Regions from separate parts of the Mus musculus genome. Here regions 1 and 3 are each linked to region 2. A link is a loop called in an ENCODE intact Hi-C map of the cell type or tissue named here. Cell type or tissue: heart. All regions are shown on one strand. Each heading gives the region's core, and the rest is flanking DNA. Links, peaks and the distances in the headings are about the cores only.

The links. A loop is a pair of places that touch in the nucleus more often than their neighbours do. Peaks named below come from ENCODE experiments on the same cell type or tissue, not always from the same donor. Only the 100,000 strongest peaks of a DNase experiment are listed, where the experiment ranks them.
Region 1: a loop joins it to region 2, with 2.4 times the contacts of the local background. A loop is called at or near these places in 2 of 42 quality-filtered maps.
Region 3: a loop joins it to region 2, with 2.0 times the contacts of the local background. A loop is called at or near these places in 4 of 42 quality-filtered maps.

The regions. Positions count from the first base shown.
Region 1 is chr12:119,314,236-119,320,530 of GRCm38, reverse strand. Gm39562 (a long non-coding RNA gene) reads right to left here. Exons shown (of 4, transcript XR_873092.2): 2 at 6,196-6,295; 3 at 5,967-6,009; 4 at 4,883-5,036. Among named protein-coding and RNA genes, the nearest start is that of Gm46331, 8.9 kb to the left of the region's middle. In heart, for the core only: no CTCF peak of the experiment used is centred there; no DNase peak of the experiment used is centred there.
Region 2 is chr12:119,235,264-119,241,558 of GRCm38, reverse strand. Itgb8 (integrin beta 8) reads left to right here and starts at 3,283. Exons shown (of 14, transcript NM_177290.3): 1 at 3,283-3,887. The coding sequence starts at 3,761. In heart, for the core only: no CTCF peak of the experiment used is centred there; DNase peaks (open chromatin) are centred at 2,728, 3,128 and 3,588; H3K4me3 peaks cover 3,350 bases; H3K27ac peaks cover 2,402 bases.
Region 3 is chr12:119,023,395-119,029,689 of GRCm38, reverse strand. No RefSeq gene overlaps it. Among named protein-coding and RNA genes, the nearest start is that of Abcb5, 60 kb to the right of the region's middle. In heart, for the core only: a CTCF peak has its summit at 3,205 (motif pointing left); no DNase peak of the experiment used is centred there; H3K27ac peaks cover 668 bases.

The DNA of each region.
Region 1 (6,295 bases), core at 623-5,622, 79 kb before region 2:
CACTTTTTCTGGTAACTTTACCTCATCCCCAGAATAATATAAATGAAGTCAGACAAGCTGGTAGAGATGATTTCATAAAAGTTATCTTGTCCAAATTGCTATATATATTATATAATGTATTGATCACCAGATGCTAATATGACACTTTGAAAACACACTGTTTGGAATCAAGAACAATGCAGAAATTCTATTATCTGAACAACAATTAAGGTTGCATGCTTTGTAAGTCAGTGTAACAGCCCAAGGGAGTCCTGAAATGTTCTAATAGCCATTATTTCTAACATCCTAAAAGGAGCCCTCAAAGATAAATAAATATTATGAAAATACAATTACAAATATTGACATTTCTCTTCAAGAACTTCTCTCTCTAGATAAGTTTCTTAGTCTTTTTTTTAATTAGGTATTTTCTTCATTTACATTTCCAATGCTATCCCAAAAGTCCCCCATACCCTCCCCCCCCCACTCCCCTACCCACACACTCCCACTTCTTGGCCCTGACATTCCCCTGTACTGAGGCATATAAATTTTGCAAGACCCATTGCCTCTCTTTCCAATGATGTCCGACTAGGCCATCTTCTGATACATATGCAGCTAGAAGCAAGAGCTCTGGGGGGTACTGGTTAGTTCATATTGTTGTTCCACCTATAAGGTTGCAGACCCCTTTAGCTCCTTGGGTATTTTCTCTAGCTCCTCCATTGGGGGCCCTGTGATCCATCCAATAGCTGACTGTGAGCATCCACTTCTGTGTTTTCTAGGCCCTGGCATAGTCTCACAAGAGACAGCTATATCTGGGTCCTTTGTTTCTTAGTCTTTTTACTGTGAACATATTAGGCCATATAACTTTGTTAGGAGTTACCCAGTACACTGTGAGATGTAGAGAATCTTGGCCTCTGCTGGGAACACCTTCTCAGTTTAACAATTTCAAATGTTTCTATGCATTTGCAAAAATCCCATGGTGTCATGGGATTTGAAGTCCCATCAGAGAACTACTTTCCTTTAACACACAGAAAAAGATATAGGGAAAAAATACATGATTTGGAGGCATAAGCTTGGATGTAGAATGGAAATAGGTAAAAAATGCTATTTATGTGACATTACCGACTAGGCAATAAAGGAATTAAGAAAATTTCCATTCATACTGAACAACTGTAAGATTTCATTTACCACAGTATTAACTATTAGATTTTAAAAATGAAAATAGCAATACACTTTCAAAAGAGTTGTTCTGACAGCATAGTGAGACAAATTATGTAGAATACTTGGTATGTTGTTTAACACAAAACACTCAACAACTGTCAGGTCTTATTATGTTAGGAGGTTGACAAGACTTTATCTTAATGCCACTCCATTCCTTCCCCCCACCCCACCCCCATCTTCCTCCTTTCATCTCTCTATTGTATATAGGTCAACACACAAGTTCATGAATATGAAACTATAAAGCTAAGAGTTGCATCCAACATGTATGTAGAAGTATGTGGAAAGTCAGGACAATAAAGCATAGCACTGGCATGAATGAGTCTGAGTGTGTGAGAGTGTACATGCGGGTGGAGGAACAGCAGAAGGCTGACTCATATCATAATGCAAAACAGATGTTAGTCTGTTTGATAATTTTTAGCAGATTTTTAAAAAAAAAGAGTTAAGTAAACTTTATCTGGCATGTTTGAAGAATAAGGTAATCAGATGCTATAATTAATGGAGTGTTAGCACATAGAAGCAAACATGGATTATCATTTTGAAACTTTTAAAATGTCATAAAATATATTTTACACTAAGACTTACTAGGATGATTAATTCATTTTATTTCAACAACTATTTAGAAATCATTTATTCTTTTCTTAACTATGCCAAGCATAGATTTAATTCTTTCACTATCCAGAAACCTACTTCAAGGAAATGGTTTTAAATATCTTTTTAGAGATATCCAAGATTGAAGTTTATACTGAGAACATACTCCACACATATGAATCAAAGGTGTTTTTGTTAAGTCTTGACATTGTCACTTGGTTCAGTTTTTTCTGTCCTGTGTGATAATACAGAACATAATAGCAGGAGGCAGGGAATGGAGCAAAGCTATTTGCTCTTGGTGGCCTAAAAACAGGCAGTATGAACAGGTAGGCTCAGGTAGAAGATACATCCCAAAGGGGTTGCCTTCAGTGACCCAGAGTGTCTAAACGACCCTGCCTCACAGTCTATGTGGAATAATGCTATCAATCTCAATTCTATTATTGAGTAAGCACTGAATATGCCAAATTCCGGATGATATTACTGAGCATGATACCTCTAAACATGACATTGGAACAACATAAGCCTTTGATGAGAAGGGAACTTCATATGTAAAGAAACGAAAAAGTATTTGCCCACAAGGTCAAACTCAAGCGCAATCACTGTATGAGGTCCCATTACACTGCATTACAGCCTGCTTCAAACACACATACAATGTATTGTTAGTGCTGTTAGTTGATGTCTACAAATACAATAAAGCAAATCCTTTCATATCATATCCTAAATACATGCAAAGTTGGCTTTTCCACTCTTCACCCAGTCTGTCCTCCCAAGAGAACAGTTTTAGTTCCTTCCATTTCCTCCACCTCAAGAGCATCATGGCTATTGTACCTCCTACAGGTCTTGTTTTTCACTACTCCTCATCAGACATAATATCTGCACAAGAGACAATTCAGACATAGCTGTTATTTGCCATTGAGTACATCTTTATTTTTGTCATCCTGGTCAACAAACATTCATTCTGCATTGGTAATAAGCAGTATAATTTTTTTTGTTTTGTTTTTAGTTTTAATGTGTTTCCATTTGATTTCAATGAGATGGATACAATCAGTAAGCATGTACTCTCCACTGTTTCAAAATGATGTCCTCTTGGGTTATTAACTCCCTCTTTTCCTTCCTTGGTTCCTCTTCCATTTGCTGTTTTTCATTGCTCAGGACACCTCTCTTTGACTCAACAATGTCAGAGCCATCTTTGGCTATTACAATTTCTTCATAATAAACAAGCAAATAACAACACGAAAAAGCTGATATTTGAGCCGGGCGTGGTGGCACACACCTTTAATCCCAGCACTCGGGAGGCAGAGGCAGGCAGATTTCTGAGTTCAAGGCCAGCCTGGTCTACAAAGTGAGTTCCAGGACAGCCAGTGCTACACAGAGAAACCCAGTCCCAAAAAGAAAAAAAAAAAAAGAAAGGAAGGAAGGAAGAAAGAAAGAAAGAAAGAAAGAAAGAAAGAAAGAAAGAAAGAAAGAAAGAACTGATATCTGAATTTTTCTATTTCCACATTTTATACCATGATGATTCTAACAAAATAAAGAGATAAGTGCTTCTTGACTCTAAGGAATTCTTACTTGAGATTTAATAATTTGTAACTTAAGAGTTAGAAAAAGTAAAAGGAAGTCCTAACTAATGGGTTTTCCCCACTAAATTTAAATTTGTTCTAAATTTAATTTTCAGTAAGTAAATGTAAATGTTAAAATTGCTTATGTGAATTAAAACTTCTTTAAAAACTCTCAACACAGAAATATGTATACTGTATTTCTTTACAAATTTGTTGTGTACTAATCAGACATGAGGATCATTTTGACAATTTAGGTAAGGTGCTTATGTTTGAATATTAAGTATCGTGCAAAGGGCTCCTGTGTTGAAGGCCTGGCCACTAATAGAGAAAATTCATATTTTAGGAAATAATTTGACTATGGGGGCTGTGACCTACACAGTGGATGGATCTAATGTGAGTCCATAGATGGATGATAACATTGGGATGTTAGAAACTGTAAGAAAAAAATCAATTTGGCAGTTCCTCAGAAAATTGAACATAGTTCTACCGGAAGATCCAGCAATACCACTTCTGGACTTATACCCAAAAGATGCTTCAACATGTAATAAGGACACATGCTCCACTATATTCATAGCAGCCTTATTTAAAATAGCAATAAGCTGGAAAGAACCCAGATGTCCCTCAACAGAAGAATGGATACAGAAAATGTGGTACATTTACACAATGGAGTACTACTCAGCTATTAAAAACAATGAATTCATAAAATTCTTATACAAATGGATGGATCTGGAGGATATCATCCTAAGTGAGGTAACCCAATCACAAAAGAACACACACTGATAAGTGGATGTTAGCCCAGAAGCTCACTATACCCAAGATATATTTTGCAAAACACATGAAACTCAAGAAGAAGGAAGAGCAAAATGTGGACACTTCATTCCTTCTTAGAAGGGGGAACAAAATACTCATGGAAGGAGTTACAGAGACAAAGTTCAGAGCAGAGACTGAAGGAATGACCATCCAGAAACTGCCCTACCTGGGGATCCATCCCATAAACAACCACCAAACCCAGACACTATTGTAGATGCCAACAAGAGCTTGCTGACAGGAGCCTGATATAGCTGTCTCCTGAGAGGCTCTAACAGTGCCTGACTAATAGAGAACTGGATGCTCACAGTCATCCATTAGATGGAGCACAGGGTACCCAATGAAGAAGCTAGAGAAAGTACCCAAAGAGCTGAAGGGGTTTGAAGCCCCTTAGGAGGAACAACAATATAAACTAACCAGTAACCCCAGGCTCCTTGGGACTAAACCACCAATCAAAGAAAACACACAGAGAGACTCGTGGCTCTAGCTGCATATGTAGCAGAGGATGGCCTAGTCAATGGGAAGAGAGACCCTTGGTTCTGTGAAGATTCTATGCCCACTGGGGGAATGCCTGAGCCAAGATGTGGGAGTGGATGGGTGGGGGGTCAGGGGGAGGGCAGAGAGGATCCGGGATTTTTGGAGAGGAAACTAGGAAAGGGGATAACATTTGAAATGTAAATAAGGAAAATATCTAATAAAAATTTCGTTAAAAAGCTGTAAGTACATTACCGGGTATCCTGTCCATGTTTCTCCTGCTTTTTCACTTCCTCTTCTTCTTCCCTCTGCCTTATCCTTCTGCTTCTTCTCATCTTCCAATCCCCAGTCTGTCTTTGTGAGCAGCCTTCTCTCCGCACAGGTTTTTTATAGATGTCAAGCCTCACTTAGAGCCTAAAGGAATGACCCACTGACCTTAGATAGACACTTCTAAAACTGGGAGACTAAGTAAACTGTTACTCCTTTGTGCTTTTTCTTTGGGACATTATTTCATAATGCTTGAAATAATATATTATATAAGGTAAATTAAAAACTACCCTTCAGCAAGGGTTGGGATGACCAGACACTTTGAGGAAATCCTTTGATTACATATATGTTGCTATTTAGTTTCACTGTACATAAGTTCTGTGTTTAAAGTTACATGCAGATCTTAAGCTTTAGCTAAACGTTACTTACTAACACTGGCATTTCATTTCCAAGATGTGTTGAGAAGGCTCCCATGGCAAGGCCTTATCAAATGTCCAGATATTAATTTCTAAATCATTTTCCCCAACAATCAAAACTTTGTAAAGAAATGGCTGATTTGAGGGCCAAGGCAAAGTAAATATGAACTTTATATCCTGTGTCAGACAGTGAGAAATTCTTAAACACTGATGTCATATAATAAAGAAATAATGGAGCCAGCTTCTCCTGGCCAAATATGGGATATGGTAAACATGAAATAAATATTCCAGTGGCTACAACTGCTAAATAAAATAAGAATCTATGAGTTCTATGGGAGACTGTTAATAAATGGTTTAGAAGAATCACTAGACAGATTGATGTCATGTGTTCTCTGTTTGCTCTTAGAAAGATAAAACATTATTTTATGCTTCTGTGGTCCAAACTCTAAATCCAAGATCTATCAAGAAGATATGGGAAAACACAACTGAGAGGACACTTTTTAAAATAACATGCCCTTTTCAGAAACATCAAAATTAAGGAAAATGGAAGTAGAAAACGTCTCTATGATAAAAGGGAAAAAACTTAAAAAGTGACAAGAACTAAGTGAAACATACTATTTTAGGTTGTATTTGGGGGCAATGAGGAAGTATTGTGAAGTACCTTATTGGGACCAATCACAACATTTCACCATGGAATCTGAAATCTGAAATAGATAAGAATATCACTTTAATGATAAATTTGACAATTTTAATTTTAATTTCTTTTAATATTGTGTGTGTGTGTGTGTGTGTGTGTGTGTGTGTGTGTATGTGTGTGCGCGCGCGCATGTTCATGCCATGGCACGTATATGGAGGGAAGAGAACAACTTGAAGTAATCAGTTATCTTTACCATGTGGAAGCTAGGGATCAAACCTAGGTCATAAGGCAAAGTAGGTAGAACCATTGTCTTCTGAAATATCTCTTCATCTCCAATTTGTTAATGTTGATTG
Region 2 (6,295 bases), core at 453-5,452:
TCTCTTTCCAACAGAAAATTAGTGGCAAATAATGCTGTGATTGTTCAATAACCTTTAAGAATTGGCATTGGGGAGTTTTGGATGAATGCATAGTGGTACCTGTGTTGTGTATGTACTTGTGTGGTGGTTGTTCATTTTGTCAGCTTGACACTATCTAGATTCACTTGAGAAAGGAGTCAGAATGAGGGATTCTCTTCATTGGCTTTGTCTGAGAGGGATTTTCTTAATTGGGTTCATTGATGTGGAAAGGCTCCCCCTGGATGTAGGCAGCACCTTTTCATGTTCTGGCCTGGAGTGAATGAAAGGAGAGGGGACCCTGGGTATTGCTTGCCCTGAGTGATTTGCTCTTTGAAGTTTCTGTCAACTTGATTTTTCCTTGAAATAATGGACTGTCACCTTCAATTGAGAGACTAGCAAACCTTTTCTTAGGTTGATCTCGTGAAAGTATTTATATGACAGCAACAGGAAACAAAACTGAGGCAACTTGTCAGTGTGCCAATAAACATGTATCATGGCATATATATGCATATGTGAGTGCATGCCTGTGGACAGTGGGTAGAGGTTGACTCTGAACACTTTTCTCGATTTCTCTTATTGGATGCTTTTCTCAATTTCAATCCATCTTTTGCTTTTGTTTTTTTGGTTTTTTAAGACAAGCTCTTTCATTCAACCTGGAACTAATGGATTCAGCTGTCTGGTCAATGAGCTTTGGAAATCCGTCTGGTCCTCTGGAGCTCGGGGAAGGGGGTCCCATGCCAAGCTTTTTATGTAGGTTGTGGGGATCCAAATTCAAGACCTCATGCTTGTGTGACATTTACCAACTGCAGTCTACCCCCAAACTCTGGCATGTATTTCGTGGCCAGAAATGGCTGTCTTTTGAATGACTTTCAACCTTTCCGAAACAAATTTATTTCATTGTTTTATCTTTTCACACAGTAGGTTTGAGTTCAGATGTAAAGTATATGAACACCTAACAATATAAAATTATATACTTTAGCAGTTTCACAAAATTTCATCCATTCTTATTGTATAAGCTTCTGTCTCATTTAGTATTGTAACTGTCATTTCTGATGTAAAAGCAGGTTGACTGAAACATTAATGTATCAGTAATTTCACAAGGCAGACTGGATGCTATTGAGATTAACTTGTTATCTTTGTCAGAGCTTTGCAATGCCTCAAGGGTTGCTGCATTGCCTAGGTTTGTCACATAATTTCAAGAAAATAAACACACTTCCCAGCTGAAGTGGCTCTAACCATATCTTCACTATGCTATGTTTTTGTTCCAACCTATCTCAGCTACTTTACAGTAGCTACATCTCAATGAAGATATCCAGGAAGAAATTTGAAAAACCAAAGAATGAAAATTTGAAAATGAAGTACAGTGGCTTGGAGTTGTGTTGACTGACATCAGTCGTTGAAGTATGGATTGCCCCCTTAGCTTCACAAATGATCCTCCTTAACAGATCTAGGGCACTTTACTAACTAGGTTCCTGGCTTTACTGTTAGTCCAATGTACAGTCCACACCTGAAGAAAGGGGAGTTTTTGATGTTGTGGTTTATTAACCAGGTACTTTCCATTCACTGTCAACAATTAGAAAACAGAAAGAAGTTTTTTAAAGAGGAGGGTTGGTGGGACCTCCTACTTGTTTTCTTTACTCCAAATAAGAAGCCGGAAACAATTAAGGAGAAAAAAATCCCCTATAGTTCACCTTGACCTGGCTGGACTGGGTCTGATGCCTGAAAAAAGTGGTGTTGTGTAAGCCACTAGTAAAAAAAAGTCGAACTGAACTTCAATACAATGAAAATTATTGGGCTCTAGGGGAAACTAGGAGCCAAGGTCTCCAGTATCAAATTAGAAAAGGAGCTCTTTCCCAAACCTAGAGAACTGTGTTTCTTCCTTCTCCTTAAGGTGTCGAGGGCGCTGACAAGACCTGGAGAGGCAATGCTACTACTTCCTTGGCTGTCCAGTTTAGCAACGCTTTAGCCTCACCCAAAACTGCAAAACTGAATTGCAAGCTTGTATTCATTCACTCTTCTGCTGCCATCTGCAACTTCTTGTTTCCTTTTACTGAGAAGGTGGCGTTTAAGGTCAAAAGATCCATTGTAACCAACAAAAGGCCAAAGAACCACAAACAGACCCTGGGAAAAAGCTAGGCTGCCCCTTTCAGGGCTGAGGGTCTACAAAAGGAACAACGAAATATATCTGACAGTAGAATACATCTTGTCTAAATCTCCAAAGTCTGGGAAGACCTCAGACAGATTTGGGATCAGACACAGGGCAAGGTCTTAAGGCTGCAAGGAAAGCGGGCAGTGAATACTCTGAGAGCAGTGTTGGGGGAGGGGAGAGGCCCCCGAAATCTACTTTGTATTCAGCAGCTGCGGGCCAGTAAGGATTCCTGAACAAAGGAGCACGCGGCAAGAGGATGAAATGTTGGGGTTCATGCTGCCACTCGAGCTGCGAGAAGTTTTCCACCTATACCGTTATGGAAGCGTTGGAACTCAGAATTGGGGGGCGAGGGGGTGAGAGAAAAGAGAACTCAGCATGCGATTCCTGTTGCGCCACTACGCACCAGGAATTCTTGAGAACGATGGGAATGGCAACTATTAGATTCGAGGGGGGAGAAAAAAGAGCTGGAGTGAGCAAAACAAAGAGCGAGTGTGGGCCGCGGTGACTTCATGCCTCACCAATGTCCCGCCCACGCTACTCCGAGCTGGAGCTGTTTGCTGCTTCTGCTGCTGCTGCTGTCCTGGGCCGCCACTGCGCTTGCTGGCGACCCAAGCAAGGAGCACTGTAGCGTGGGGAGGTTTCCTAGCAACTCTCAGCTCGGAGCACGCCCAGCCACCCGAAAGCTGGGAGCCCCCACGGGGGACCACAGAACTAGATCACCCCATCCCTGCCCATCGCCTGCCTCTCTTCCCTCTCATCCCAGAACGCATCAGCTGCCAGGGTTCTGGGTGGCCAGACGCCTGAGCCGACAGAGTCCGAGAAAGGACAAGGGTACGCAGCTCCCTCCCAGCGAGGTGCATGGAACATCCCCTTCTAGCCCAGTAAGCAACTGGGATGCCTTGTTGGTTGCCCGCGAGTGCAGACAGGAGCTTCTAGGGAGCTCGCGGAGCTGCTTCCCCAAGCTGCTGGCACCCGTGTCTCCTCTCCCGCCAATCGGAACGCTGCCGCCTGAACCTCTGCTAGCTGCGACTAAGTGGAGTTGGCCTCCCTGCCCACCTGTGGAAGAAGCTAGCACCGACTGATGCGCCAGCAACTCCCCCACCCCCTTGGCCTTCTAGCCGTCCCCTCCCACTAAAGCAGCATCACCCTGTGAATTACATTAGGGTGGTTTTCCCCCCAGCCTCAGGCTTTGTTTGGGTTTGATTGTGTTTGGCTCTTCGCTAAGCTGATTTATGCAGCAGAGCCCCATCGGCTGGGGAGAAACAAAAGCTCTTTTCTTTGTCTGGGAGCGGACTGTGGAGCCCGTACTTGCTTCGCCCCCGCGGGCCATCGGCTGTCCAAGGAGGTGCTTTTTGTTGAGACTGCAAGCCCCGCCGTGCGGAGCTGGGAGGGCCTTAAGGGCCCTGAGATGCAGAGAGCTGCCCTGGACCGAATACCTGTATCGCCTACTGAGAGCAACTGGGTCGGCCAACCCGGCCTGTCGAAAAGGTCCTAGGGACTCGCAGCCCACGGGCCTCAAGGTGCGCTCTCAAGTCGGGAGAGCGCATCAGGAAAGCAACTAGGCAGTAGGCACCGGGCGGGCTGCTTTGCATTATGTGCGGCTCGGCCCTGGCTTTTCTGACTGCTGCACTGCTCTCTCTGCACAACTGCCAGCGAGGTCCAGCCTTGGTTCTTGGGGCAGCCTGGGTATTTTCACTTGTTCTCGGACTGGGCCAAAGTGGTAAGTTATTTTACTTTGTTTTCTTCCCTTCTCCCAAAGTCTTGGGCTGGTATTGAGAGCTTATGGCCTGGGCATCCCTGACAGGTAAGTGGAAGATGTCAGTCCTGGTCAGTCCTGCTGAGACTTCAGGAGGGCAGGTGTGTAACAAAGTTCTCCATAAAGAAGCCAGGTATCAGGCATTTTCACCCCTAAGTGACAGCAATAGTCCACAGTGCTGGGAAAAGTTTATTTGAGTTGAAGTTTGGGAAAGAGTCTGTTGTACTTACAGAATGCAGTTTGGGGGTTCCAGTATTTCCTGAGGATATCACTATATAGTCTGTATTCCCCAACTTTTCACCTTAGGGGTGGAGCATCATCCACTAAGAGCCTGTGGCTAAGATGGTTTATAAAAGGAAAGAGTCTTTCATTTATTGGTCTAAGAAAGAACAAGTTTCTTCTGCCATAACATTCAGCTTGAATGAATTAATGCCCTTGAGGAATATCCATTCATGGTTTAAGCCACTGCCCTGCGGAGGGGTGGGATTGTTAAATTATTGTGGCTAAATGATCTGTCCCCTAAGTTTGGTCTCTGTTACCAAGAGGTCACCTCTCTATAAACTTTTATTGTCTTCATCTGTAAAACAGATATAGATGCCTACCTTTCCCAAGTCATTTCTAGTCAGACAGTGCATGAGAGGGGGCTTGGCACTTTAACATGTTAGCATTGTATTCTTGGTGACTCATGAAACAGAATAAGTAATAATAACAATCTAAGGATTAAATTTACCATAGAGGCCAAATGTTTTTTTTTTTTTTTTTTGCAGATGGAGTTACCATTGCCTTATTTATTTATTTATTTATTTACTTACTTACTTACTTTTCCCTTCGGGTTACTAATCCCTTAAATTTTATTAGAGACTTACTGTAGTCTCTCAACCTTAAAGGAGTTTTAATTAATAGCCTCACTTCTGTTGTAAAACTGAAATTTAGTCCTTTACTTTAAATTGGTGTGCTGGCTTTCTTCCTGAAGTTAACTAAAGTAAATACTTATATGTAAAAGTTTATAATAGAGAAGCCCAGGCAATTTCTTCTAATTATTGCATATATAGTTGTCTAGCATTAGTTTTGGGTGAGATTTTCCTAGTTGTATCAAACAGGACAAACTAGAGTCAACTTTCATTTTGTAGTTATTTTGAGACTTTGAGATTTCAAAATAAATGAAACCTAATACAAAGGAAAGAGTCACACTCCTTATCAAGTATCTTTTGAATGGAACATGTGTTTGCCACAGCAGATTTTCCACTGAGCTTAATTCCACCCTATGTCAGTAAATAAAGTGTTCTCCTAGATTTAGTAAACATTCGCACCAATAAACTGACCAAAACTTATGTCAACAGAATATATTTTGTTCCAAAGAAAGTCTCACTCACCTTTAATCTTTGCTAATAACAAAGGTTTTTAAAAGTTCATTGTGCTTGTAGAGATAAGTCAAGTTCCTGTGTACCAGCAAGATATTTCCATCCAGTGACTATTATTGATTTGAAGCAAGTATTATGAATGGGCTGCCTTGCACCTGCTGACCTGAAAAGTGAATGCTTATCTGAAATCAAAACAAGGCATCCTTTTCCCAGTCCCTGTCAATATACAAAAGCTTCTGATGTATAATGACTTGCATGGTAGTTTAAAACATGAAAAAAAAATTATAGCCAGTACTACTCAGCAAATTAGAGATCACTATAAACAGCTGTACTTTGTGATACAGCTACAAGTCTTAAATTACAGGTCTTACTGTGCAAATTAAATGCTTAAAGCAGAATAGAAATTTAGGTATCGGTTACAAAGGAAATCTTGTTCCCATGCCCAGTAGTTTACACCAAGAAGATGCTGAGGGCAATAAAGCCATAGTAAGAAGACTATAGCTATATATCACTTCAGTTTTATTTTTAAAGAACAATTTATACAAATGTACATTAGACTTATAGTAGTGTGAGCAGAGAGAGTTGAAGGTGGCTGAATACTGTGGGTAGAGTATATTATGAATGAGATGCAAAGATTTCTGATGTAGACATCACTCTAGTTCCTTTTAATTTTCCTTTGCAAAAACTAATGGAGACTGAAGACAATTGAAATCATCAATGCCAACATTAAAAAGCTGGTCACTAATGTTTTTCCATTAAATAAAAAATAGTTAATATTGAAGAGTTATTGCAGCAACATTTTATTTCTACACTTGCTAATTTTAAAAGATTAAAACTAATTTGTCACCCAATTACATAGCAATAGAAAAATGATACATCTCAAAACTCACAATTTCTTTAACAAATGGTAGCTATTATTGCAATGAGATTTCATTTTCTTTTTATTTAGCTATTGTACTTTTTCCATTACAACCAATCTACAGAATGAGCTTTGCTTTGTGACAACAGTAT
Region 3 (6,295 bases), core at 623-5,622, 210 kb after region 2:
GCATATACATGCTCCCATCAGGCATGTACAGGAGATGCTAAATAGGGATTTCTCCTCACAGGTCTACTAGGACAAATTCACCTTTGCTGTACCCAATTCTACTTTAAGCAGGCTTTGTTTATTTCTCCTTCTCCCAGGAAGTGGCTGACTCCAGATTACCATCCCATGGGGAGAAACTGGGTGTGGTCCTGCCTAGACAATAGGCACATTTTTCTAAGAGCATTTTTCTGAGCTCTCTGGGCCCCCTTACATTGGTCTACCTTACACAAGCACAGTCTGTAGCCTATGAGCTTGAGTTGCCTGAGTAAGCTGGTCACTAGATAATAGGTCTTTTCTTACATGTCATTGAAACTATTATGATGGAAGAGAGAAGATATTAAAAACTTTAAGTTAGAAGATTTAAAAGTGATATTTCTGAGGAAATTGTATTAATCTAAGAAGAAGTAATAGAGAAACATCAGCAATTCTTTTTTAATATTTTAAGTATAAATTAAAACTTCATTTTATATTTTATTTATATATATTACATATGTGCATGTTTATTATGAAGTAATTACTGTAATTACATTGATACATTACTAGAAGCATTACTGTACAATGGCTAATACAAATAATTAAGGCTCTCCTTTCAAAAAGTTTATTTTTATGAAATATGAAAATTCTCCTGGTAGAAGGGGAAATAAACAAGGCCTACTTAAAACAGAATTGGGTGCAAGGGAGTGAAGGTGAGTTCACCCTTTCACACCTCACTGCAGGGTTCTTAATTGTCATTGTCCTCATATGACAGCAGTTAGTTAATATTTCACAAAACGTTAGCAACCTAAGAGGAAAAGAGGAAGGAGAGGCTTCCAGAGTCTGTTTCTCCATGAATATTCTTCCATCCATATGTAGTGCTAATAATACGCATTTCTAAAACAGGAATTTGGATCTGTACTACTTATGCCATCAGGTTTTTGAGAATGTACCCTTCCTATGAAACTCTGGATAAGAACTGGACTCAAATTTACCTTCTAATGATATATGAGCCAGTCTAGGGAGCTTTGCAAACAAGTAACCTAGGACACAAATTACACAGATTAACAACAGCCACTTGTTTGTGAACCAAAAGGGGGGAAAATTAGTAATTTGTGTATTTTGGTGTATTATGGGAAATTACAGTTTTCAACATCTATAATTTTCTTCATGAATGAAGCTTCAAATGCATCAGAGGGGAATCCCTGAGTGCTTGCTAATGCTGTGGGCGATGACCACAGTTACTTCAGGTCAGCTCACACAATCCTTCATTTTGTGAAACCAATCACTCATGGTCACTCAATGTCTTTCACATTGATTCCAAACAAAGGCATTAACCAGGCTTATTGTTCTCAAAGGTTAAAATACCCACAAAAGCATTTACATCATTGCCCAAGTATGCCTAGGTCATAGGAAGAAGCCCAAGAACATGACCAAAAGGAGACTCCTAATGCAACTAACCAAATGAGGAAAAATTCAGACAGTAGTCCTGTCCTGGGTCTCTGCGCCAGATATATACTTCTACAAAAATATATACTTTTACCAGAAAGCATTGTTTAGTATAGTCTTCTCTAAGATATGATCTAAAACAGTGAGCTGCTTCAGAAAAGCTTTGGGAATTCTGAGACCTGCATTCCCGAATAGTTCTAAAGGAACATCAACACTCTAAAGCTTCCGAGAATTCCTGCAGCTCTGCTTAACATTTCCCAACCCACCCAAACATTTTGCACGCTTTGTAACCCAACACCTCTTACCATCTGTGGAGTCTGCTCCAAGAAGCAAGACACTGGTGATTTTCAAGATATACTTTGCAGAATCCTCTCAGGGATTTCCAGGAAGGCAGAGAAAAGAGTACAGAGACACTGAAGGAGCAGGAGGGGTCAACAACCCACAGCTCCACTTTGAGTCCTACTTTCCAGAGTTGACATGTAGCATCGTTTTGAATTAAGAAATCTATGTCCCAAAATTATCTTGTGTTTATAAAGTTCTTTCACTAGAAATGAGATATTTGTAGTCTGACATTTATAAGCCGACATGTTGTACATGTTACAGGATTGCATGGAAGCTCAGCAGAATTCATAGGGTAGTTTCTTGCTAGGGACTGAATTACTGTGAATGAGTACTTTCCAATCCTTGCTGGGCTTTCCAAGAGACAGAATTAATTGTACTATTAATTCAGGCTTGGCTTGGTGACTTGCTTTGACTAAAGGAATGTCATATGAATTTGTGGTTTATTTATGTCCTCAGGGCTTCTCCACAATGAGAACAGTAGGCCTCACACCATGGGTGCTTATCAGGCATTAGAAGCACATGAAGGCCAAATGGGACCAACAAAACTACAACCCATGGCTAAGGTTTGAAGGTTGTTTGTGGGCATAGTAAAGGCTGACAGGAGCAATTTAAATCGAGTGCCTTTAATATTACTCTCATATAAAAATAATAAGATCCAACAAAGAGGATGCTGAACTTTCTGCTACCTTTGCAATTAACTTGAATAACTTTCAAAAAGTGTAATAATGCTTATTCCTCTGTATACTCAGGTACCATTCTCCTTTGTCTAATGGTAAATCTTTGCCTGTGTCACAGAATAATAATAATGCCAATAATGCATTGAATATAAATTTCCATCAAGGGATTCAGTGAATTTTTCTTTGTCCATGAACCCAAATGCTGTTTTGGGAGTTAGAATTTAATATAAAAAATTAATATTTGTTATCTGTGCCTATAATTGTTTTCAGAGTCCTTAACTGGGTCAAAATTAAAAGTCAGCTATGTCTAATCAAGCTGTAATTCAAACAAGAGACTTTCAAACAAACACACATGAGAAGTCAAAGGAAAAAGAAAGGTTTCCCTTCTTCCAAAATGGTAAAACTACATCCTGCAAATGCAGATACACAGATTGAAGCTTCTGAGGTTTATGAGACAGTTACACAAAAGGTTTCATTGTAAGTGGAAACACTGGAATTATTATAGTAAAAGGAAAGATTTTTGTTTCTAATCAGCTTAGAAAAAAAGTTCTCTACCAAGTTATCACCACTAGTATAGGACAAGAGTTCTTAGTGGTTTGGGAGAGGATTTGGCAGTTAAGACACCTGCTGCTCTTGCACATGGGATTTGGTTCCTGTAACATGGCAGCTCACAAACATCCATAACTCTAGTTCCAGGGAGTCTGGTGCCATCTTCTGGCTTCTGCAGACACTGCATTCACATGATGCACATGCATACATGCAGGCAAAATGCCATATGCATAAAAGAAAGGAAATCTTTTAAATACTTTAGATTTTTAAAAATAGAGTTAACAACGGAAGGTTTGTAAAAGTAGCCTGTCTTTTTCTTTTTAATTTTAATTTTATTTTTATGTGTATTGGATGTTTTGTCACATGTGTATTGATGCTCTCAAAGGTCAGAAGAGAGCATCAAATCCCCTGAAATTGAAATTATAGATGTTGGGAGGCATCATGTAGGTGCTGAGAATCAAGCCCTAAATCCCCTGGAGGAGCAGCAATGAATGAGCCATCTCTCCAACCCCAAGTAATTTGTCTTTATAGAATTAAACATGCAGGAGTAGGAGAGATGACTCAGTGGTTAAGAACACTGACTACTCTGCCAAAGGACCTGAGCTGAATTCCCAACACCCACATGGTAGCTCACAAATTGTTTGTAACTACATGATCAAATACCCTATACAGATATGCATATAGACAAAACACCAATGTACATAAAATAATAATAAATAAATTATTTTTCAAAAATATTAAACATGCATAACAAAGTGCCATATAGGTAAGAGGAAAATAACACAAAAACAAAACAAACAAACAACACACACACACACACACACACACACACACACAGCAGAGGCAAGAGTCACACTTTCTAAGAAGTGGGTGTGAAGAGCTATGAGGATTAAAGGCTTTGATTTTTTATAATGGATAAAATAGATGCAGAATTTATTACAGAATTTCCCTGACTCAATGCTATTTATTAAGCACCAAGTAAAAGGCTGTAAAGAAGAAGTGACATGCTGTCTCTGAGGCTCAGCAGCCTGCACAGAACATGCTTGGCCCATTTTACAGACAGGACAAACACTCCAAGAGTGTTCTCTCAACTATTAGCTATCTACAAAGTAAGTAGATACTTACTCAGATTGAGAGAGATAAAAAATAAATTAAAATCAGAAATTAGAAGGAACCATGTAGGTGATGTGACAGAATTAAGAGGGCGATGGCAGAATAGTTTGAAAACACTTTATACTGAGTCAGATAAACTAAAAGAAATGACTATAAATGATGCTTAAATTTCTAGAAACATACCACCCAACACAACTTGTACCTGATAAAACAGAAAGTCTAAGCAGTCCTGTAAGTAAGATGGTGACATATTAAAAAAACAAAACAAAACATCCCAACAAAGAAAAGCCCAGAACCAAATGACTTCACCAGAAAATTCCACAAAATATTTAAAGAATAATTAAAGGCAATTCTTCTCAAAATCTTCAAAAAAAATGAAAATAAGGGGACATTTCTTTGACGGATTTGATAGTCTCTTCTAAAGGATCGTGTGCTGGAAGCTTGGGAGTTACTGAGAAGTGATCAGACCTTTAAGAAATGGGGGTTAGTGAGAAGTGACTGGGTCATGATCACACTGAGCCAGCAGCATTAATGGTGGTCCCACAGAGTGTGTTGGATCCAGGTAGATATTGTAGATGATGGGGTGTATGAAAGGCCCCTCTGAGCTCCTTGATTTCTACCTTTGCTGTGGGGTATCTTCTGTTGTATTGTATCATAACCATGTAATACTCAGTAAATTTGACTACCCAAACTTGGATATTCAGGCTCCAACTATTATTTATCAAAAAATAAATCTCTTCTAGCACAAAGCTTCTGTCTAGGATCCTGTTGCCATAACAGAAAATAAGCTAAGACAACTCCCAAACTCATTTTATGAGACAGTATAATCTAGATATACGTGACAGGCAAACACACTGCAAGAAAACAAAACCATAAACCTGTATCCCTGATGAACATACAGCAGAAATAATCAACAAAATATCAACAAATTTAATTGAGCATGACATTAAAAGGGTTATGCCTCATGACAAAGTGTAATTTATTCCCATAGCACAAATATGGTTCAACACACAAATATTAATGATGTAGTATTAACTAAATGAAAGACCAGGAAACCACATTATAATCTGAACTGATGCAGAATGTTATTTTTCCAAATTCAACATCTAGTCATAATGAAAACACTCAACAAACTAAAAACAGGATACTACATCAGCATAATAAAGACTATATATAGGGATGGGGAACCAGAGCCAATACCATAGTCAATGGGAAAAGGCTCATGTGTTTTCAAGCAAGATCAAGAACAGAACAGGAAAGCCTGGTCTTTCTACTCCTACGTGCCTAGCATGGAATTCCAAGCCAGAATGTTAAGCAAGAAAAAGAGGGGGAGGCAGGCCAAAAAAAGATTCCAAATAAAGAAAGAAGTAAAATTACCACTGTGCTTGGATGATATTACATGACATTATCCTTAGAAACTCCCAAACATTCTATACATGCCAAAAAGAAAAACCCTATTATAACTAATAAAAAAAAACTTATCAAAGTTGAAAGAAACAAGGCAAAACAAACAAAACATTCTAACTGTATGACTGACAAGGATAAGCAAACTAAACAGGAAATTAAGAAAAGCAGTATCACTTATAGTAGTGCCCAAACAGTCAGATACTTAGGAATGAACTTAGGGAGGTGAAAGATATGAACTCTGAAAACCATGGACACAGATGAGACGGAAGAAGCAGCAAGCAAACCTGTTGGAAACTATATTTGCTTATTATTTCCATACTTGTGAAGAAGTAAGCAAATTAAATGCAATACCTATCAAAATCACAGTTATTTTTATAGAAACAGAAAAAATTCTGAAATTCATAAGGAACCACCAAAAAACTCCCAAGTATATAAATTTACACTGTAAAAGAATAGAGGTCTCACACTTCCTAATTTTGAATAGTTTTAGAACAGTAATCTAAACAGTGTGGTACTGGCACAAGTGTGTGTGTACAGAAAAATGTAACAGACCACACAAATTAATCCTGGAGCCTAGCTCAGTTAATCTTCAGTGAGGATTCCAAAACCATGAAATGTGGAAAGCATGGCGACTCAAACGGGAACTGCATATGTGAAGGAAGAGAGTTACATTGCATTGCACCATACATAAAGCTTAGCACAAAATGGATTAAAGACCTTGCCAAGGACTGAAATTATAAAATTCC